Regions from separate parts of the Mus musculus genome. Here region 1 is linked to region 2. A link is a loop called in an ENCODE intact Hi-C map of the cell type or tissue named here. Cell type or tissue: left cerebral cortex. All regions are shown on one strand. Each heading gives the region's core, and the rest is flanking DNA. Links, peaks and the distances in the headings are about the cores only.

What was found. Hi-C counts contacts between places; a loop is a spot of excess contacts. Peaks named below come from ENCODE experiments on the same cell type or tissue, not always from the same donor. Only the 100,000 strongest peaks of a DNase experiment are listed, where the experiment ranks them.
Region 1: a loop joins it to region 2, with 2.2 times the contacts of the local background. A loop is called at or near these places in 2 of 42 quality-filtered maps.

Annotation. Positions count from the first base shown.
Region 1 is chr19:44,046,677-44,058,121 of GRCm38, reverse strand. It overlaps Erlin1 (ER lipid raft associated 1), which reads left to right. Exons shown (of 12, transcript NM_001164360.1): 7 at 1,927-2,000; 8 at 8,942-9,000; 9 at 10,396-10,487. It also overlaps the pseudogene Gm18230. Among named protein-coding and RNA genes, the nearest start is that of Erlin1, 17 kb to the left of the region's middle. In left cerebral cortex, for the core only: no CTCF peak of the experiment used is centred there; DNase peaks (open chromatin) are centred at 2,534 and 4,386.
Region 2 is chr19:43,826,838-43,838,282 of GRCm38, reverse strand. It overlaps Abcc2 (ATP-binding cassette, sub-family C (CFTR/MRP), member 2), which reads right to left. Exons shown (of 32, transcript NM_013806.2): 26 at 10,276-10,402; 27 at 8,370-8,471; 28 at 7,729-7,872; 29 at 6,080-6,238; 30 at 4,252-4,418; 31 at 1,505-1,699; 32 at 65-855. The coding sequence ends at 726. Among named protein-coding and RNA genes, the nearest start is that of Gm10768, 6.2 kb to the left of the region's middle. In left cerebral cortex, for the core only: a CTCF peak has its summit at 5,704 (motif pointing left); a DNase peak (open chromatin) is centred at 5,684.

The sequences.
Region 1 (11,445 bases), core at 2,274-7,273, 220 kb before region 2:
CCCCCCAGCAGATTGGGCTATGAGCAAGCATATGGAGTCTTTTCTTGCTTGATGATTGATGTGGGAGGGCATAGCTAACTGTGGTCCTGGGTGAGCAAGCCCTAAGCAGTGTGCCCCTGTGGCTTCTGCTTCTATTACTTGCCCTGCTTTGATTTCCTTCATGATGGACTGTAATCTGTAAGATGAAACAACCCCTTCCTCCTCAAGTTGCTTTCGGTCATTGCGTTTTCTCACAGCAATAGAAACTAAGACACAGGCGTTCCTTAAGATCCACTTCCAGGCAATTTGGATTCAGGATTTGTTCAGACAGCCAGGACCTGGCATGTAGTTGTAGTCACAGCTAAGATTATTACACAAAGGATAAGGATAAAAACCAGCAAAAGTAAGCGGCATAGTGTGCATTAAAAAAGAAACTTCATGTGGCTTCTAGGAATCCTGTCATTGTGGAGTCACAGGCTGTGCCTGATTCCTTAGTAACAGCCTGTGAGACATGTGAAACGCTGACTGCTGGGCAAGCGCCTTAGACACTCAGCACCTCGAAATTTCCCTGGGGGTTGATCGTATAGACGCCCTCTGCCAACCACATGACAAACTTCTAAGCCTCTAAGGAAAGAGTGTTCCGCACAAACTCCTGTGTATAAACCACTTTACCAGCTCTGTCATAGAATGAGAGTCCTCTCCAGACCCACACTTGCAAGCACAAAGGGCCATAGCACACTGCTATGCTGCCTTCTGTAAACGTTTGCAGTTGGGATTATGTAAGTTCTAACCAAGGAATCACGTTTATTGCCTTTGGTGTTCATTTCTGCATGGGATTTTAGTTTATTTTACCTCAGAGTGAGGTAAAGGGATGGTTAATCAATATAAAGTTTACCCAGCGAGGGACTGGTAAGATTGCTTCGGGAGTAAAGGTGCTGGCCAGCAAGGCTGATGGCCACAGCTCAATCCCTGGACTCCCACAGAGGACGGAGAGCCAGTAACACACAGATAAACAAAATGTAAGTAAGCCAGTTGCTAGCTTTTGATGACTGGCAGCTACTGCAGTGCCTGGCTTGTCACACCACTGGTTGCTTTCTTTGGTAATGGTGAAACCACCCTTGAGGTGATTAAAACTTCATCCATTGGGAGATCGAGTAAAGTAATCGCTTCTTATGGTTGAATTGATCTGTTCTTCAAAGACTTGCCTCTCTCGTTTGCTTGTGTTTTTGTTTTTTTAGACAGGGTTTCTTTCTATAGGCTTGGCTGACCTGGCACTTGCTCTGTGGACCAGGCTGGCCTTGAACCTAGAGATCCACTTGCCTCTGCCTCCCAAGACCTGGGATTAAAGGCATGTGCCACACTACCTGTACTTAAATTCTGATTTTAAGTTCAAAGTGATAGTAAGGTGGTAACCAACAGAAATGACATCTACTTATTTGTGTAAAGATTAATTTTAAAATTATGAAAATCAATAATACATAGGCTAGATGTGGTGGTGCACCTATAATCCTAGCACCTAGAAAGCTAAGGCCGGACAATTGTGAGTTTAGACCAATCTGAGCTGTGAGAGGAATAAGGCATTAGGAAACTAGAGACTCAACTCCTTCATTTATTCAAAAGCTGCCTTAGTCAGTAATTACTAATCTAGTAAACGTGTTAGTTAAGTTATTCAATAAACATTGACCCAAAGTTAAATTGAACTCACTAGGTAAATATTTCCAGGGTAAACTTAGAATGGCTGTTTGTCATCTTTCTTAGTATGTAATTTCTCAAAAAATGCTTTGTATTCATCTCATTTAAACATGATAAAAACTTTGTTTATCAAGTTGCTTAAGCTCTGTGACAGAGCAAGAATGGAATCAGGGTCTCTCCTGACTGGTTTTGTTTTGGTGTCAATTAAAAATAACCAAATATCATGAGATTTGTTGTTCTTGGCTTCAAAAACAGATCAAATAGATGAAAACCTGAAGCAGGCCCTGCAAAAAGATTTAAACACCATGGCCCCAGGTCTCACTATCCAGGTAAGCTACTTCCTAAAAGTTATTCCATGCCCCTCCCCAAATTTCTTTCTTGAGAAGTTCATTATTGGTATATAGGAAACATAATGATTTTTGTATATCAATTTTGTATCCTGCTACTTTGCTAAAATGTTTATACGGCCTAGGAGTTTCTGAGTCTTTAAAATCTTTTAAATTTAGGCTGAGTATTTGACTTCTTTTCTTGTTGATACCTGTTTATTAATGATAACCCATTAATAAAGGAGTCCTAGCACAGTTATGACTAGGAGCACTATACTGGGTCCCCTTGTCTCAGTATATTTTCTCTATTTGTTGGGTGGATGTCCGAGAACTGTCTGCTCAGTTCATTAGCCCAGTTGCTGATCAGCTGATTTGATGTGCTTTGCTCTTCTTGTTTTGTTTTCATGTGTATGGGTGTTTTGTCTGCATGTGTGTCTACACCTTGTCTGTGCCTGGTTCCCTCAGAGGCCAAACAGGGCCTCAGTGCCTCCGAGCTGGAGTTAGATGAATCTTAGCTGCTATGTGGGTGGCTGCCATCCCTGGTGGCATACCATTTATTTCTGTCTCTTCTCTTACCAAAATGAAGAAGTTGGATTCCCTGTTGTATTCTCTCAGCAGACTTCTTGGTCCTCTGGCTCCTACAGTCTTTCTGCCCCCTCTTCTGCAATGTCTCCTGAGCCTTAGGTGTAGGAATTACTTTGTAAATGTCTCAGTCGGCCCTGGACACCCCATGATGTTTCTCTTTGCCCTTTGACCAGTTGTAGCTCTCTGTAATTGCCTGCCACAAAGATAAGTCTTTCAGCATTTTAGTGGCTTCTCACATTGTGTAAGGCTAATTTAGATAACATTAAGAAACCATTACTTTACATTCATATTCTTAAGATGGAAGGCTTTGATTCATGTGAAATCATGTGATTTGTTTTAGCATTAATTATGAGGTGGGACTTCGATTCCTCCCTATCCTAACTGGGTGACAGTGATCTTCTGGTTTTTTTGGGTCCCTACCCCCTTTTCTACTTGCTCTTTTGCCAGTAGCTAAGATCTTTTGAATTTATTTATATTTATTTTTTATTTTTAAAAAAATCATATAAAAATTGCTGTAGCCTTGAAATATGTTGTTTTTTTTAATTTTGTCTTTTTATCCAACTATTTTTTTCTTATAATATTTGGAATGCAGTTTTAGACCTTCAGGTTTATTGGTTGTGCTCACTTAACTTTTTATTGAATTTTAAAATTTGCTAAGGTAAATCATGTATGCAGAAATAATGGCCTTTAGCATTTCTGCCATTTTTATTGATATTTTTAAACTATCAGTTACCTAAGTTGGTGTTTAATTTATAAAATATAGTTACGGGTTTACTTGATCTCGCCATTTTTTGTTTCTTTTAGAATTTTTGATGCAGGGGAAAAATTCATATCCTAAATGAAACTTCAAATATCTACCTTGTGGAATTTACTGTCTCTAATACATTTTGCATTAGATTTTTTTAAGTTAATATAGTTATGTCAAAGTCTTGATTTAATTTTTTCCTCTAGACTTAGTGATTTCCTGATCTTCAGGTCATCCTAGTTAAGTTCTCTTTGTAGTACTCATAATTACTTGAAATTTTCTCATTCATTCCTTTTTTTTATTGGTTATTTATATTTCAAATGTTGTCTCCCTTCCCCATGGGAGCACCCTCATTTCCTTTTTTTTGTTTGTTTGTTTCCTGTCTCTAAAAATTTTAATTCAGTGAGAGCAATCTCACTTTGTTGTTCACTATGTATCCAGTGTCTAGAGAAAAGAGCCGTTGGTACGGAGTAAATGCCTGCTGAATATTTCTGTTGTCAAATAGCTCTGGCTGTGACAGCCCGTCCTTGTTTCCTTTTCTGTCATTCCACCCATTTTCCTTCTGGAAAAATTATGGTGGCAACGTAGAATAGTGAAAATGGCTATACTTGCTTTCTGTGTTACTTAACAGAGTGAGTTGTTATATGCTGACACTGAGTTGAAATCAGGTAAATTCACTTCATCAGCTTCTTCACCATTCCTGCCACTGTGTGTACATGCATGCATACGCATGTGCACCCTTGTGTATGTGTTAGTCATTGTTTTTTGATACATTGTCTTTTTGTTTTCCTTAAATATCTCATGATTCAATCAACTCATGGTATCTGCTATACTGAATAGGATGTCTCCCAAGATTGGCAAGCTTGTAGCATGTTCTGCCTCAAACATCAAATTCTTTAAAAGGTCCACTATGAAAGTCTCAGAATGAAACCAATTATTTGTACAATTACTGCACACACACACATACACACACACAAGGTATTCTTATTTTATGCTTCTTTTTATAAGGCTGAAAAGATAGTTGGCAAGTCTTTAAATATAGCATGTCTGTGTTCCTCTGAATCACAGCCATCCAGAGTGGAAGTCGCCGTCATGTCTGCTGTTCACACCGGGAAACCTGTTATCTCATAAATTCTGGTTCTAAATTTTTGACTTCTGAATTTGCCACTGAATTGTCTTTATGACCTCCCCTGGTTGACGTTGTCCCACAGAGCCTTACTCTATCCCACTGTGATCCTCAGACTAGTATGACAGTCCTCAGTATTACCTACAGATTTGATTGTTCTCTTTCACATGGGAGATGCTGTGCTGCTTAAACGTTTTGTTTTTGTTTGTGGTTCTGAGGCCCCACCCCAAGGACTCCCTGATGCTAAACAAGCATCTTGTCCTCTTAAAGATGTTTTGAATGCTTGCTCTTAAAACCCTTGTGCTTGGCTCTCTGAGTGGTGGGGTGTTGTGGTCTAGGTACTCCAATCCATTAACTCCTCCCAGGATGCATTAGGGCAGCATCTCAGCCACCGTAGTTTTTGTACCTTGTTAATCTCTAGACTGGGCACAGCCATATTTGTCAAGGGTTTGGGTGACCAATGGGTACCTCAAAAAGAACTTCTGCGGTTGATTGTTCCCCTCCACACCTACCCTTGTAGTCCATCAGGGTCAAGAGGACCCAGGCAATTTAAAGAGGGGCCTAGCGTGCCACCTTCATGTCCACTAAGCCACGGGGCAGCCGACCGACATAAAGAGGAATAAGATCACAGTGGGTAATGTGCCTGTGGACCTTAGACAAGAGGTAGAAGAATTATCTTGGGGCTGGAGAAATGGCTTAGTGGTTAAGAGCACAGATTGCTCTTCCAAAGGTCCTGAGTTCAAATCCCAGCAACCACATGGTGGCTCACAACCATCCGTAATGAGATCTGACGCCCTCTTCTGGTGCGTCTGAAGACAACTACAGTGTACTTACATATAATAAATAAATAAATCTTAAAAAAAAAAAAAAAAAAAAGAATTATCTCACTGGAAAGTTCGAGAAACTATATTTTGGAAAGCTACTTCATTGTAAAAGAAAGGAACTATTACACAGCATTACCCATCTCTGCTTCAGATCTTCTCATGAACTTAACAGTGATGTGAGAGATTTTAACCATGATGTGAGTGCCATTCTGTCGGGATCTGTACGATGGACTCAGTCAAGCTTATGAGCTCTGCTTTAGCATCCAAAGACTGGCTCCACCTTTGCCCGGTCTGGAAAACATTTTGCTTCTACAGACATTAAATGATTTGGTTCCTTCTGGCCATGGAGACGTGTCTAGATGAGCCAGACATGATGTCCTCCTCCACTGTTCATCCTGTTCAGGCAAGTCAAGCCAGTTAAATAATGAGAAGACTTGGGAGTCTTCACCATGCATTATTTCCTGCCTGCATATGAGTCAGAATAGTCGCCTCTGAGGCTCTTATTCTCAGAAGGTCAATGTCATCCAAGTAGAATTATGCTCATCTTCTTTGGATCTGTACATTTTTCTACAGCAAATGAGTCACTGTGGAAGTTAGGCAAGAAGCTCATTTGCTAGGACCTGTGAGCGCTCTGAGGGGCACTGGACTCTAGGGGCAGTTTTGAGGAGCCATTAGTAAAGTGTTTGACAATTATGAAGTCATTGAAAATGCCCCTATTCTTAAGTACATTGTATAAGGAGAGAGCGCTCTGGTAAAATAAAGCCAAGAACCAAGCTGCCCTTTTTTTTTTTTTTTTTTCCCAAGCTGCCCTTTTTTTTTTCCAAGCTGCCCTTTTTAGGCAGAAAGTTTGGAGGCCCTCACACCTTCTCAACCTTTCTAATGCTGCGATCCTTTAATACAGTTCCTCATATTGTGGTGACCCCCAGCCATAAAATTATTTCTTTGCTACTTTATAAGTATAATTTCTGTCTCCCAGGAGCCCAACCAAGGCAAACATGGCTTAACTCAAAGAAAGATCAGTCAAATACTTGATTTTCTCCATCTCTGCCTTTGGGTTAGAGAGGATAAATTCCAGCCTTCTGTCTAGGTAATTAGAAACTTACAGGTTACGAAGTATTCTGTGTTTGTGCTTTGAAAGCCACCGCCAACTTGAAGCATTGGCCCCTCCCTGGGGGAAACTTGAGGATATTTTACCAATGTCTGGAAATATGCCCCAGAAATTGGTGATCTCTGTGTCCCAGCTGTAGTAGTAGGGAACTTGTATGCATTTTCACAGATAGCCTGAAGAAATCGCTTACCTTCATCCTGTTTGTTTCTAGGTGATTTCTCCAGTAAGGGCTAGAAATTAAACAAAGAACAGAGATGGTTTTTTGGTTTTTTGGGGTTTGTTTGTTTGGTCTTGACTTTTGTTTGTAAATGAGGAACCGAGTGGTTTTTTAGAACTCTGCAATGGCAGCAGCATTTCTGTATTTGGGGGTTTTGCCTTCAAGTATGTCTGTGCACCACATGCATGCCTGGTGCCAGGAAGGATATCAGATACCTTGGGACTGGTTACAGTTCTGAGCCATCACGTGGTGCTAGGAATCCACCCTGGTTCTCTGAATCTCTTTAACCATTGAACCATTTCTCCAGCCCTCAGAGGTTGAGATTCTTAGGTCGTCAGAAGCTTGACAAATGCTTGCTTGTGTGTTTATGCTTGGGAATCCAACGCATGATGCTGATTCTTAGGGTCTAAAATCCCCTTGTGATTTTTTTCTACAATGCTAGAGAATTCCTTCATTTTAGAAAAACTTAAGCAAATGCATATGCATTTTTTTCTAGTCTTTTAAAATAAACAGTCTTTACTACATCTGTACTATCAGCTTAGCTACTGATGGAGATATTATTTTCACTATAGACAGGGTTAAAAAATTAACCATGAGTAAACTGAGAAAGAAAGGATTGTTGAAAATTATGGGCTGATGAAATAAATAGCTCAGCAACTATTTATTGTTGAAACACACTATTGCCTGGAGCCCACCTAGTACAGTACAAGTTTTCCTCTGGCTTCTGCATACATGTACACACAAAACAAGTGTAAAAATGTCTTTTAAAAAATTGGAAGTTTTGAAAGTTAAAAAAAAATAAGGTTCATGTGCTTAAAGGCTTTGTTACTTAAACATTTAGCCAGTTCTCAAAGAGAGATCAAATCATGAGTTATGTGTGTGCAGTATCAGTGGTAGGTGCAGGATGTTTGGTTAGCAAATGCAAAAGCTTCCGGAGATAAAGTCCTTAGTGTGGGCAAGTCAGCCCGTAAAAGCAAGATTCCAAATTGATACCCTAATTATGCCGAAGTCCACTGTGATTAGAACAACAACAACGTATCAGTAAGAAATACAGGTTAGCCTGGTTCTAAATGGAGAAAGAAAGAAAGAGAGAGAGAAAGAAAGAAAGAAAGAAAGAAAGAAAGAAAGAAAGAAAGAAAGAAAGAAAGAAAAGAAAGAAAGAAAGAAAGAAAGAGAGAGAGAGAGGGGGGGAGGGAAGGAGGGAGGGAGGGAGGGAGGGAGGGAAAGAAAGAGGGAAAGGAAAAAAGGAAAAGAAAAAGAAAGAAAGAAGAGTGCAAGCTCAGAGGTGCGAGTTTCCTTTTGAGGTGGGGTGGGATTGAGACAGGGTTTCTCTGTGTAGCCTGAGAACTCACTGGCTGTCCTGGAACTCACTCTGTAGACCAGACTGGCCTTGAATTTAGAAATCCACCTGCCTCTGCCTCCCAAGTGCTGGGACTAAAGGTGTGGGCCACCCCTGCCCGGCAGAGTTGCTAGTTTCCTAAAGCAGTGGTTCTCAGCCTTCCTAACATTTGAATACAGTTCTTCATGTTGTAGTGACTCCCACCATAAAATTATTTCATTGCTACATCAGAACTGTAATTTTGCTATGTTATGAATCATAATGTAAAAAAATGTCTGACATATGACTCCTATGATACTCAAAGGATATCTGATAGGTGACCCCCAAAGTAGTTGTGACCTATAGGTTGAGAACCACTTCTAAAGCTTTGGGCTGCTTTATACATACAAGCAACGAATTGTAACTTTAGGAAGTGACCTTTGGCTAACTGGACACAGAATTTAGTTGCACACACCGGCCTGGAATTTTCATTGCTTTTAACATAATTTACCTCTCAACCTTGTTCCGTTGCCTGACTTCCCTTCTTTGGTTTGCAAATTTGAAATGGCAAATAAAACTCTCCAACTACGGAGGTTTGTAAACTATTTTCTAAGGGGAACTTCCCAGTTTACTTTCTTTCAGGAGTAAGGTGGTTTTCTCTTGAGGTCTGGCACCTTTTGAGTAAACTGGTAGTTCATCGTTGGCTCTGTGCCAACAGAGTTGTAGATTTGCTAGTGGGATCCTTGTGTAAGTTAGTGGAGAACTGTGTTACAGTTGTTATTTAAATGAGAGCCCTAGGAGGAGCTCTCCTGTAGAAGGCTTGGTCAAAGGACTTCCATTGTTGCTGCCTTCTGTTTGGAGTTTTGTTGTTCTTCCCTAGGTCTGTCTGTGTAGCCCACAGTGACCTTGAACTCCCATCTGATTGACTAGATTATATATGTGTATGCTACCATGACTGGTTTGAATACTTATTTTTCATATATATTTTGGCTTTTCACTTTTTTTTTTTTTTTTTTTTTAGGCTGTGCGTGTTACAAAACCCAAAATCCCAGAAGCCATAAGAAGAAATTTTGAATTAATGTGAGTAACACTCATGGGGTCCTAATATTTCTATTTAAAACTGTTTGTATATTAATGTAACAGTCTAGGGAAAAGATAGAAAATGCTTAATTTGGGATTGGATAAATAGCTGTTTTCTGTACTTTAGTAATATTACCTTTTGTTTCTTAATTCCCGGTAAATTCTACTGGATTTCTCTTTATGTATGGGCATTTTCAGAGCAGCACTCAGAGATGCAGCTTGTTGGGAGATGATTGTTGGAGATACAAAGAGCTATAATCTATATATAAATAGAGCCTTGGATGAAATAGTAATAAAGCAGAGAAGCCTGTTAATGTGGAAAAGACTGTCCTTTTTGTTACTTTATTATTATGATAAGAATAGATAAGTCCCAGGGAATTCAGTACCTTCTGCTGGCCTCCATGCCACTGCACACACACACATACACACACTGCACAGAGGCAGGCAGGCAAAACACCCATACATATTTTTAAAGGGGGGGGGATCTTTTTTTAATGAGTAGATACTTAGTTAGTATAAAGCTTAGGGATTTTTTTATTCTTTTGTGATAGTTGTAGGGAGGTTTTGCCTGAGTTTGAGTTGACTCCTTTGTCTTTTTAATGTGTACAGAACTGGGAAGAAAGAGGTTATCTGCCTGATGTGGGATTAGTTTCTAAGTATTATAGAGGATCTCTTTATGATAATATTTAAAATATTTGAAATAGCAATATTCTCATAGATTATATATGAAAGAATAAATACATTTAAAATTTTTGGCTGTTGAGAGGAAAATAAGTGATGAAAAATGAAATGAAAATAACTACAATGAAAAATAAAAATAAATGAAAAATAACTACAAAAATCAGGACTACAGTAGATGAGGGCTGGGGATGTGGCTCATGGCAGAGTGCTTACCTGACATGCACAGGGCTGAGTCTCTCACACACACACACACACACACACACACACACACACACACACACGCACGCACGCACGCACGCACGCACGCACGGGGTGGGGAGATGAATATAGCAAGTTTCTAGTCTATCTTTTGTTGTACAGTTTTAGTTCCTCTGTTTGATTGTAGAGTTATGAAGTGTCAAGCTGAGAGGTAGATTATGAATCTGAGCTGCTATTAGAAGTAATTTTTGAAGGATCAGGAAGGTATCTTAAACTTTACATACAATTGCTTCCGCTAATAGATGAATCCTATGGGTTCTCTCCTTCCTCCCTCCATCTCTCGCTGCCCCGTCCCCTCTCTTTCCTTATTCAGAAGGGTCATATGCAGGATACGCTTGCGTTACACTCTCAAACCTGCATGTTACTGTACTGTATCCCCAGGACCACAAAGCAGGCAAGGTGGTGGGAAGAAGGGAAAGGCAGAGCCTTTTCTGATTTGTATGTTTTACTTCACAGGGAGGCAGAGAAGACAAAACTTCTCATAGCTGCACAGAAACAAAAGGTGGTGGAGAAAGAAGCTGAGACGGAGAGGAAAAGGGCTGTTATAGGTACTTGGATCTATTTGTGAAATGAATGACTCTGTATTGTGACTTTGTCCCGTGCTTCATCAATTTCATGTTGACAGTGAGGGGACATAAGACAGCATTATGTGTAGTGGAGAATTCTGCAACCTTCATTGTACGTTCAGATGTCCTTAAACCTTTAAAGTAAGTGAAGCCAGTAGATAGTAAAGTAGCCTAGCTCCTTTTCAGTTTACGGTATAATTTCACTCTGTGAGCAGGAATCCATTCGGGAACTCCTGCTGAAGAGTTCACACTTTGTAGTTTGTTCTTACTGCAGCACTGCTGTGTGCTGACTGCCTTTTCAGTGCCTCTGCTCGCATGCAGGAGCTTCTTAGCAGTGTGACTCAGCAGAGGGTATGGGACAGGCCTGTACCAACTCTTTTTCCTAAGCCATAATGAAACTGTCCAACTCCTGAGAGAATTTAAGAAATTCTTAAAGCATTTTCACACAGTTAATTTTTTGTGAGTTTTACTTTTTTATTATTTTATTTATTTACCTTTCAAATGTTTTCCCTCTACCCATCTCCCCTGCACAAGCCTCCCACCTCCTTCCCCTCCCCTTTGCCTCTGAGAGGGTGCTCACCCACCCACCTACCCACTCCCACCTCACCTCTCTAGCATCCTACTTCTCTGAAGCATCAAGTCTCCATGGGGCCAAGTACATCCCCTACCACTGAGGCCAGATAAGGCAGTCCTCTGCTATGTATGTAAAGGGAGCCATGGGCCGGCCCATGTATGGTTGGTTGGTGGCTTAGTCCCTGGGAACTCTGAGTAGTCCAGTTCTAATAATTCATTTTTATTATAGTTAGTAATCTGTTGGTTTCTAATAGATTGAAATTTAAGGAAAAGGTACTTTGGGGGTAGGTGGTGGAGAAGCACTGTTGTAAAAAACATCCCTCAGGGCACAATTGCTGAGTCCAGTGTGTGGAGTGTTCAGTTCCTC
Region 2 (11,445 bases), core at 2,594-7,593:
ACGCAAGCTGTATGAGTCCATTTACATCAGATAAAACAGCATATATGGCCTGAGCATACAGAGGCAGTAAACACTAAAACAACAGGCAAAAGAACTGTGAAACTTAGGAATAGCGGTTATTTCTGGGAATGGTGGGGTAGCAAGAACTTATGATCAAGGCAAGGCAACGAGGCTTCCATTTTGAGGTGTGTATGCAGATGTTTGTGCGTGTTGAGGCCTTTGGCTCTGTCCACCTAGGGGTTTTGTTGTTGTTTTTTTGTTTTTTTGAGACAGGGTCTCTTCCTGATCTGGGATTTTCCAAGCAGGCTAGCTCTGCTGGCTGGCTAGTGAGCCCCAGGACCTGACTACCTCTGGCTGTCCAACACTCAAACTGTTATCATGGACAACTATGCCCGTACTTTAAAAAAAATGATAATAAGGGGGTTCTAGGGATCAAATCGGACCCTCACGCTTTCAAGGCAAGCACCCTAACAACCGAGCTATCTCCCCAGCTCAGTTGTGGATTTTCTAAGGTACCTGATACTATTTATTTAAGTATTTATTTATGATACCCTTTTAAGTGTATTTTTTTACAGGGTGGTTGAGACCAGAGATTGCTTGAGCCTTAGAGTTTGAGGCCAACCTGAGCAACAGCAACAAACTGTGTATCTGTGCCCCTATGACACAGTCACAAGAACAAAAGTAACTAAGAAATGTTCTTCTAGTCCGCTAGCCAGGGAGCACTGCTAGAGCTCCGTGTGGTTCACACTTTCAATGCCGGCTTCCTTGGCCATCAAGTAGAAGGGACCCATATTGGACAGCAGTTCTTCAGGACTGCCGTATTCAACAATCTTGCCGCTGTCTAGGACCATTATCCTGAAATAAAGAGGAAAGGAAATCTTTAGAAAGTCGCGAGTCTCCGCTTACCTAATCTGTAAGGACAACCAGGACTAAGCTGTAGTCAGTAAGTCACCAACAATGAATGAACCTCAGCAGTGAGCAGGAGCCAACAGCGGTGGCCCTGTGTCTAACGATCAGGTGACAACAGTCAGTGAACCACAGCAGTGAGCACTGGTCAATGGGCTAGTAGGGCTCTATGTCTAACACTCAACAAGGGGCCAGAGCAGTAGGATACATGTGTTTGCTACAAAGTACTTGTTGTTTAAGGATGCTCGGATTAAGACGGGGCTCCTTCCTCTCCAAACAGTTGCCCTATTGTAGGAAAGGTTGAGGCTGTGGTAGCTGGGAAGGCCCATGTCCACATCTGTCATCTGTGTAAGACTGACTAAGCTTCCCATAGTCCCAGTACAGTTTCTTATTTTATCCTTGGCCCCATTAGCTTTTATTAGCTTGATGTACAATGTTGGCTAAATGTATTAAAACTGTGAGGCCTCAGAGTTCCAAATAACATCGTTAAGCCTCCTGCTGTGGCGTGCCTTTGGGCTTCTAGCTGAAGCTGTGACTGTTGCTCTGGGTTAGGTTCTGCCCCCTCACTAGTCGCTGTCCATGGCGCTCACACACTCACTTGTCACTGTCCATGATGGTGTGCAGCCTGTGTGCGATAGTGATGACCGTGCACTGGGAGAACTCGTTCCGGATGGTCGTCTGAATGAGGCTATCCGTCTCTAGATCCACTGCGGCTGTGGCTTCGTCCAGGACCAGGATTTTGGATTTTCGAAGCACGGCCCTACCCAGGCATAGGAGCTGCCTCTGCCCTATGCTGCAATCAACAGAAGAAGCCTCATATAAGTTCCAAAGACTAGGGTGAAGGCTGTAGCTTGGGGTCAGTTTCATGATTCGATCCAATCTAGATTTCCAAAACGACTTCAAAATCTCCCCATGGCCACCGTTATAGGCAATGTTTTCTAAACGTCCTCAGTAAGAAGACTTACCGGGAATACTTGATTTAAAAAGTTTGTTTCTGGATCTCCTTTAATACAGATTTGGGAACAGCCTAGAGATGTACATTTCTAATAGGCACTCCAGATACTTTCATGTTCAAGCAAGTTTGGAAGACATTGCCCCAGAAACAGTGCTTTTTTTGCATTTGGCAAATGATAGCGGCAGTTGCCAATAACAGGAGCATACGCCGGCAGTGTCTGCCCTGACACCGCTGACATAGGGTGGCACTTCCTAAGGATGCCCCAGTGCCATTTCTTTGTGGCCTTAGCAAATGCATTCATTATTTTAATGTGCAATTCTAGTCTCAGGCTAATTATTTGTTTAAGACTTTCTGCCTTGATTAGAGACGACGCTATCTAATGAGCCTGGTGTCTTGGTGTGAGATGCAATGTATGTGGAATTCAAATATACTTGTAAAATGCAAATAGCTTTAATTTGGTAAAAGTCTATAATGAAAGCTGGACCTCTTGCTTACATAAAGGAGCTCTGGGAAATGATGTGAAGGAAAAATTTGGGAATTTGCTGATTACTCTTGCCTGCTGCGGTCATTAGGGATTGTAATAAACGGGTAGTTAGACTAACGTCCTGTAACTCCTCTGTAAGAACATTTCTGCCAGAGATAGGAAGCCAAACAAAATGAACTCCCAATGTTTGTCTGTAGTGTAAGATCAGGCACCCTGCAGAATCACAACTTAGCCGGGACCAAAGTTCTGCCCGGGTCAACTGTACTTTATGATCACAGTGCCACCTGGGCTTTCTTCTGCTCTCTGGTGCTCACCCCTGTCACTTATCAAAGGTGTTTTAATCTGATTTGTTCCTCCTCTGATATATGCAAGTTCTAATTCCCTAAACCAAGTCTGAAACGCAGGTCTAAAGTAAAAGCCCTAGTAAGAGAGTGAAGTATCTCTTTGCACGGGCAAGACAGGGAATGTCACTGTCACATCCTGACATAATGTCCCCCATGTCGCCCCTGCAGTATTAACAGTGTGGCCATTTATCCCATAAGCCTGCCTCTCCCAATATGTTTTATGTGCTTGGAAATCCAGGGTTGGGTCTGTGAGGTTTGCCTCTGTGTCTCCAGTGCCTGGCACATAGTAGGTATTAATACATATTTACTGACTGCATATTTGAGTGGTCTTTTATATAGGGCTAAACAGCTATTTAAGCCTTGCTGCCCCCTGTATCTGTTGCAAAGGAAAGCAAGACAGATGACATTTGCCACCAAGCCATGCAAGTGTCCCCTGGGTGAAGTCACCGTGGTCCTGGGTCCAGTTGGTTTTGAGGGACAGTCTGGACAGTGGAACTTAAGTTCTCTGGCTGAGTCCCTCAGTCTAGTTGGGGACCAGGGCTTTAAGCAGGCTTCTCAGGTAACAGCGCACAAGCCACCTGGGAACCTTGCTAAGATGTAGGTTCAGACTAGAAGGCACACGGGCTGAGCTTCCGTGTTCATATGAAGCTCCTACGTTTATCCAGAGCTTCCAGGCCATTTGTTTGATCTACTGATGCTTTAGCTGCTGGTGGTCTATGCCTGGCCTTCCACTGTGGAGGTACCTGGGTCAAAAGCAAGAACTGCCCACGAGCCACAGGCTTTGCCTAATGGCTCAGCTTCAGTATGTGAAGGAGAGCCCCAAACTCTCATGGGGAGAAGGCCAGAACCTTGCGTCAACAAATGCACAGTGAAGACCACAAGCCAAGTGTCAGGATATATATATATATTAAGGTAAAAACTATAAACTCAGAGAGTCACTGTTATCAATTTAAGGTGTTTCTGCAATGCCCAAGAGCTTTGCTGGCAGTAAATCTTATCTGTGTCCCTTTAGATTGGAGGTTCTCAAACTGAGATGCCTTTTATAGCCCGAGGGGATCTTCATGTCCCCATGTCCATCCAGTCTGTGTTTCATAACAAATATACCAGATTGGACCAGGGATCCAGCTGTTGCTGCTGAGCCTTGAGACTCTGGTTTCTGTGATTTTTCCACTAAAATGGCACTTGTAAGTTCATGTCATATAATGTCACAGAAAGGGCACATTTCATAACAACATGTGTTCCTGTGCATTTTTAACATCTGCTTTTTTTTTTTTTTTTTTCCGAGACAGGGTGTCTCTGTATAGCTCTGGCTGTCCTGGAACTCACTTTGTAGACCAGGCTGGCCTCGAACTCAGAAATCCTCCTGCCTCTGCCTCCCAAGTGCTGGGATTAAAGGCGTGCACCACCACACCCGGCTTAACATCTGCTTTTATCGCATTTTTACACATTAGGAATTTGATCTACACAGTTATAAATCCCACAATGCCAGATGGTATCTAAGACCAGAACATAAGAAACAACTCCCTCACACCCCCACACAGCCCGTGGAAGAAGTAGCTTACCTCAGGTTGTCACCGCCCTCTGTCACTTCATGGAGCAACCCAAGTTGCAGGCCAGCCACAAAGGATTTGAGATGAGCCAATTCCAGGGCCCTCCAGATCTCCTCATCCGAGTATTTGTTGAAAGGGTCGAGATTCATCCTCAGATTCCCAGAGAACAAAATGGGGTCCTGCAAGTTGGAGAATGGGAAGCCATCAGGGCTTATGTCAGCAAAGGGCTCAGTCATTCTTTGTGGCCAGGAGAACGTGGGTAGGAGTGGTCTGGCATGAACTCTAGGCAGGAAGCTGGCTCACGATTGAGCTTTTGGAAGCCTCTGAAGGCCCCGAGTACCTGCAACCGGAACACTAAACGGGGTGGGGGGTGGGGGTGCGGTGGTCCTTGGTTTGCACCTGCTTCGTTCCGTTCTGGGACCCACTTGTAGACATCCAGATGAAAAGACCATCATTTCCTGAAACAAAGCCTCCTGGCTTAGGACAAGGGAGACCAAGAGACATAGAAAGAGATTGTGTAGTCATCTGAGAAACTCTTATGTTTTGAAGAGGCCACAGAGAACAATGCACTAAACTAAGAAAACCCGGGGCCTGACAAGATATTCTCACGCACAAGCCCGAGTTTGAGTACCCAGCATCCCGCAGAAAGTGGAGCCTATGTGCTCACGCTGAGAGGGAGAGAGAAGCAGAGACTAGAGGCTGTCCGGAGATACCCACCACTGAGCTAGTCAAAACAAAACCTTTAAAAGGCCAAAGACAAAAATCCTCCTGAGGGGCTTGTGGTTAAAAGCACTTGCTACTTAGTATTCTTGCAGAGGATCCAGATTCAGTTCCTAGCACCCACACGGCAGCTTACAACACTCCTTAACACATGATCTTAATGCCAGGCTTCTGTGAGAGCCAGGTCCAAATGCTCTTAGATACACACAGGCAAAACACTCATAGCACATAAAATAAAACATCTTAAAACAACAGCAACAGCAGCAGCAGCAGCAGCAAATCCCAAAACGGCGAGCTACAGGTTCCTCGAGAGACCTTGTCTCAGTGGAATAGAGGGGAGAGTGACAGAGAGGGCATCTAATGTCACATTGTACTAAGCAACATTAAACCCTCCACAGGCACCAGGCCACAGTGCAGAGGGAGCGATGGTTCTCCGCCTCCTGTGAGTGGAGAGGTCTCTGTGGCAATTCTTAACTCGGTGGGGTCCATAGAGCAAGCCAAAGGGAGGTCTTTCTTGCTGATACGATGAATGTTCCGCTTGCTGGCAAAAACCCGCAGCAAATTCCCTCCTCTATCTTTTAGCCGCATCAAATGAGGAGTATAAAGCTTAATGACTTCAAGCTTCGGCGGCAAAATTGCTACTGCTAATTACAAAGGTCTCAGCAAACCCTGATGGGCTAACAGAAACGCCAACTAATCATCTGCTCTATCCGAGTGCTGGCGCGTTGCTGCCACCTACTGGTAGCTTCTAGCAGCCACCGGTCACATGCAAAATACAGAACTTTTTAGTCGAGAAACAGAATCTCGGGGAATTCGTCTGGAATCGTGGTATGAAGATGAATCTTGATAGTCAACTTTTGGGAGAGAGTGTCTATATTTGACACTTGGAGAGTGCAGACACAGTAGGACCAGCCGTCCCACATGCCTACTGCTATGCCTTACCACCAAGAACTGTGCCCCTTCTCAGTGAGCCGAATTAACCCTTCCTCCTGTAAGTTGTTTCTTGACAGGTACAATGACAAGAAAACTAAGCAATACAACTGCCAGAGTTGTTTTTGTAATTGAATGCATGTCAGTGTTTCCCCACTGCGTGTGCCCAAGTAAATCCTCGTTAACTAACCTGGGGAATGATGGTCAGTCTCCCTCGAAGGTCGTGCAGTCCAATGGAGGCAATATCAATCCCATCAATGATGATCTGGCCACCTGCAGACTCTAAGATTCTGAAGAGGCAGTTTGTGAGGGATGATTTTCCAGCTCCGGTCCTGCCCACCACACCGACCTGTGAATATAGTTCATTTACATCGACTTCAACATGCAATTCTCGGAGGAAAAAAAATTTAGCCTATGTATTCACAATCGCACGTGATAAAAAGAACCCCATACCAAATATATCAAATGGCTTTTAGTTTTGGTGAGAGGGAAAAAATGCCCAGATGTCAAGAAAAAAAATGGCTCTCCCATACTCCGCCTGAGTTGTGTGCTGAAGACCGTGACCGCTGGAAATAGACAAACCCTCTTCTCCATTGTTGTCACCGCCAATCTTGACAGTCATAGCTTATTCCCTTTTTAAAAAAGATTTCATTTAAAAAGTAGACAGAGGGCTGGAGAGATGGCTCAGTGGTTAAGAGCACTGATTGCTCTTCCAAAGGTCCTGAGTTCAATTCCCAGCAACCACATGGTGGTTCACAACCATCTGTAATAGGATCTGATGTCCCATTCTGGTGTGTCTGAAGACAGTGACAGGGTACTCACACACATAAAATAAATATCTTTTTTTTTTTTTAAGTAGACAGAAAGGAACTTTGGGATGGCTCCGTAGGTGATGGCATTCGCTGCTAAGCCAAATGACCCGAGTTCAACCCTTGGAACCCACACGGTGGAACAAGTTGTTCTGTGTCCTTCACACATGCATGTGCACACCCACAAAATAAATAAAAATGTAATAATTTATTTTGTATTACCTCTCTTGTCTTCTGAGAGTATAATTACATTTCTCCCCGTCCTTTCTCCCCTCCAAGCCTCCCACACACACCCTTCTTTATTATCTCTCAAATCCATTGTCTCTTTTCTCATTAACTGTTGCTACACGCATATATGTAATGCACATATTCACATGAATACACAGACGTACATCCCTAAGCGTGAGCTGCGTGGTCTGTGTAACGCCGCGTGTATGTACGTTTTCAGGGACGGACATCTGCCGTGTGCTTCCTTGGGGATGGCTAACTCTCCAGCTCTAAACTGCGGAGCACTTCATGGATCTGTGTGTCCCCTTCCTTGCTCGGGGGCCATGCTAATCTGCCCATGATGCTCTGATTTGAGTATCTGAGCTGCCAAAGGGAGAACTGGGTTGTTTGTTTTGACTTTTAGTAGCGGGAAGGAAAGACTTGTCACCAGATGAGCCTTGGGTCACCCCTGGTCCTCAGCCCCCTTGCCCAGGTTGATTAATTGATGGATAGCTTTGCTCCATTAGACCTGTAAGAGTGTACTCAACTTCAAAGACCAGAACACTAGACTCTCTCCTGCTTAGGCTCAGCAGTTCTGCGTCCAGGTCTGAGACTTCACACCTTAAGCCCGCACAGGAAATGAGCCCCAGTGGGCTGGCAGGGAGGCAGGATCCAGCCCTCCGGGTGGGTCCCTTCTGCGTTCCCAGAGTACAGGAAGAATCCCCATTCTCTCCCTGCACCCAAACGGCGAAGGCCTGGGACCCTCCTTCTGTGCCCGGCTATTCCCTGAGTCCTCCCAAGCAGAGCCGTCTTTCTCACCCACCTTCTCGGTGCTCTTGATGTTACAAGTAATCCCTTTCAGGACCAGATCCAGCTCCGGCCGATACCGCACTTGATAGTTGTTGAACTGGATCTCACCTTTTTTGGGCCAATCTGCCGGAGGCTTCTTGTCGGTCACCCACGGCGCCTGGCAAGGGGAAAGGATGAGAAACGCTGGACGTGGTAAGCAGTCCAGCCAACAGCTGCCGTGGGACTCATAGCATTTGACAGAAGGGTAGCGGGGACCTCTACCTGAGTGGACTGGGCTTTTCTGACTTTATTCAATAAGATACCCTACAAGGTTGCTCTATGGGTTTCTAGAACGGCACCACCATTTAGGAAAACTGTTTCCTCCTCTTACATTTGAAGAAATTAAGTCCTTTGGGTTAGAGCATGTGAGACTTGAAAGTTGTTCTTTAAAGCTAAAGATGCAGCTGGGCGGTGGTGGCCCTCGCCTTTAATCCCAGCACTCGGGAGGCAGAGGCAGGCAGATTTCTGAGTTCTAAGCCAGCCTGGTCTACAAAGTGAGTTCCAGGACAGCCAGGGCTATACAGAGAAACCCTGTCTCGAAAAACCAAAAAAAAGGTAAAGATGCCCTCTTGAGAGCGTGTTGGGGACCTCCGCCCGAGTTTCGATAACTCTCACCTCATTATCCACATTTATGTATTCATTTATTCGCTCAACAGCCACGATGTTGGTCTCTACTTCTGACGTCATCCTCACTAGCCAGTTCAGGGTTTGTGTGATCTATAGAAGAAAAAAAATTATATCAAGCATACACCACAACACACACATATACACATACCACACACAACATACACACACACATACCACACGCATATACACACACATACTACACACAACACACACATATACACACACCATACACACACATAATACCATACAACACACACACACATATACATATTCAGGTTCAGAAACCACCTCAGTTAGTTAGTTATACCACAAGGTTAACTGAGCAGTTAATTTATATTCAAGGGCTGTGGTGATATAAAAAGGGTAATTCTTTTTTAATTCTTATTTTCTTAGCATAGAAATAAGACCAGTACACTGATTGGCTGGGTAACAATTGAATACTCAACTGTGTGGTGCTCACATGAAGGGCAATATGAACTCTGAATCGTTCAGGGGTAAAGCTTGGGTGAAAGAGGTTGGCTCTTGGTGAACTGGTACGAGAGTTCAGGTCTCCTGCCTGCAAACCTAGTGTATTTGTAGAATTGTAGATGGTACTCTACAAATGGGGGATACCATGAGAAAAGAATCGGGGAACAAGCAGACTTTCAAGCAAGCTGCTGTCTCTCTCTTAGTCATCAAGGTTGGGTCTCCATATGGTCCCTTGTCCTCCCTGGGTCTAGATGTCTCCCAGCCACCACACGGATGTGTTTAACCACATGGTGCAGGCCAGTCTGCAGTACTAGGATTACTCAGACATGAGCTTTTTCAAGAAGGCATTGAGAGCTTGCACATATCACAGGAGTTTTGTGGAGTGAAGGAGAGCTGAGAGAGAGAGAGACAGCCACACACCCCAGACCAGGCCATGAAGACTAAGAGTGGCAACTTTGTGTAGGATGAACCATGTATAATTGCTGACACTTGAATATTTAATCTTGGTTCAATCTAACGGTGTCCTACTCTGCCTTGACTGTCTTGAGGGATAAATAAAATGGCAAAAAAAACCAAGTGACTCTGGGGTGCCCTCTCATAAGCCTCCTTGAGCTTCATTAATCTCTTTTGTGTTTGTTTTTATTTTTGTTTTTGTTTTCTGAGACAGAGTTTCTCTGTGTAGCCCTGGCTGTCCTGGAACTCACTCTGTAGACCAGGCTGGCCTCAAACCCACAGACACCCACCTGCCTCTGCCTCCTGAGTGCCGGGACTAAAGACGTGCATCATCCCCTGCCTGCTGAGCCTCACTAATTTCTAATGTCAACAGTGCAGTATAAGCACATGAAATATAAGGTACTTGGAAGAGCTGCATAGTGAGATGGCGTAATGTCCAAAGTAGCTAAGGTGGTGCTAAGCCACAGTCTCACACGCTGGGATGTAAAATGTCAGCCTTTAGCCCCCAAGTGTCCTGCAGTGCCGTAGTGACATTTGTTATATGCTTCTGTCAGAGTCCTCATAATAATTTTGTTTTTAACTTGTTCTGTGATATAAGAAAAGCAAACTCAGGAGTTGTTTGACCAAAGGATTTTTCTCATTAATCTGATATTCCAGAGAGTAAATGTATAATCTCTGAGGACTGGAACCAGTGAAGGAAGCAAAATGATCAAGAAACCATTGACATAGAAACATTGTCTTTTCCAGCCGCTAGGACAGTAGGATCCGTGCCTGCTCTGGCAGATGGTACTGTGCCTACTTAAACAAGGTAAGCAGAGTGCTCTCAGGTGAAGACTAGGAGCCAGGGTTTGAACCCGTCTTCCTCGTCCTTCTGGGTCAGAAAAGAATAAAAGCCATGCGCTCCTCACTGCATACACATCAGACCTAGAGTCAGATTGATTGACTTAGCCAGACTTTCAGTCCTCAGACTCACGTTGAGGGCGTTGGACAGAACAAAGCCCACAGTGTCCCCGGTTAAGGAATTCTTATAAATAACCAGAAGCAAGGCCGAGCAGAAGACAATCAGGTTTCCAACCAGCTCCAGGCGAATGGCAAGCCACCTGCGCAGTGACGGAAGCAGAAAGAGAGGGGTCATAGGTCTCTACTCTCTCGTCTGCACCAGGAACCTGGGGGCTCATAAAACACTCTTAGAGGCTTCAGTTGGTACGCTGTGCTCTTAGGAGCGACCTCATTTTGGTTTAGAAATACTTGAATCTTTAATAGTCCATTACATTGATTTTTGAAGGAAATAAGTAACATTTTAAAGGTTCTAGAAGAGTCTCCTAAGCTAAAGGAATCCTACAATGAAATACTTCCCCAAGTCCCAAGTCATAAAAATTACATAGGGCAAATGCTCAAAACCTAACATACAAATTCATCTAAACTATTTTTAGCCCTTTTGGATGAGACCTGATTCAAGGGCCACGTGTGAGTTAAGTCTAACTGGAACCTCTGACCTCTCCATGTTCCAAATAATATGATCACCACTGGCCTGCCCTTAACAACTCAAGCCACTGAAGAATTTCTGTTCCCTGGATCTTTCTCTTTCAAAGGCATCCCTAACTGCTTGTCACGGTCTCCTGATTCCCAGTCTGCGCAGGTGACCTTCTCCCTTCTTGTCATTTGCATCTTACTAAACTTCCTGACTCCCCTCCCTGGGGCCTCTGCATCTTCATCACCTTTGAGCATCGTGCCTAGGAAACGTCTCATCTCCCAGCTCAGGGAACCAAACACAAGACGTTCAATTTACCCAGCAATTGAACGGTACTTGAGTTTTCAAATACTCACATATGTCATGTGACTTTTACCATCACTGTGAGACACACTGAAAAAGAAAGACAATGCTATCTCCTTATCGAGGGCATGGCAATTCACCTAGCTTGCTCAATATGGGCCTGGGATGAAGAACCAGTCTGTAACTCCAAAGTCCGTACTTTCTTCTTTCTATTTACATAGCTTGATAGGTCGTGTGTGTGTGTGTATGTGTGTGTGTGTGTGTGTGTGTGTGTGTGTGTGTGTGTGTATGTGTCCATCCGTGTCCATCCAGGATGCATTTTATACCACTGGCTATGCCTGCTCTCCCATGCCAAATGTCAGACTGTCA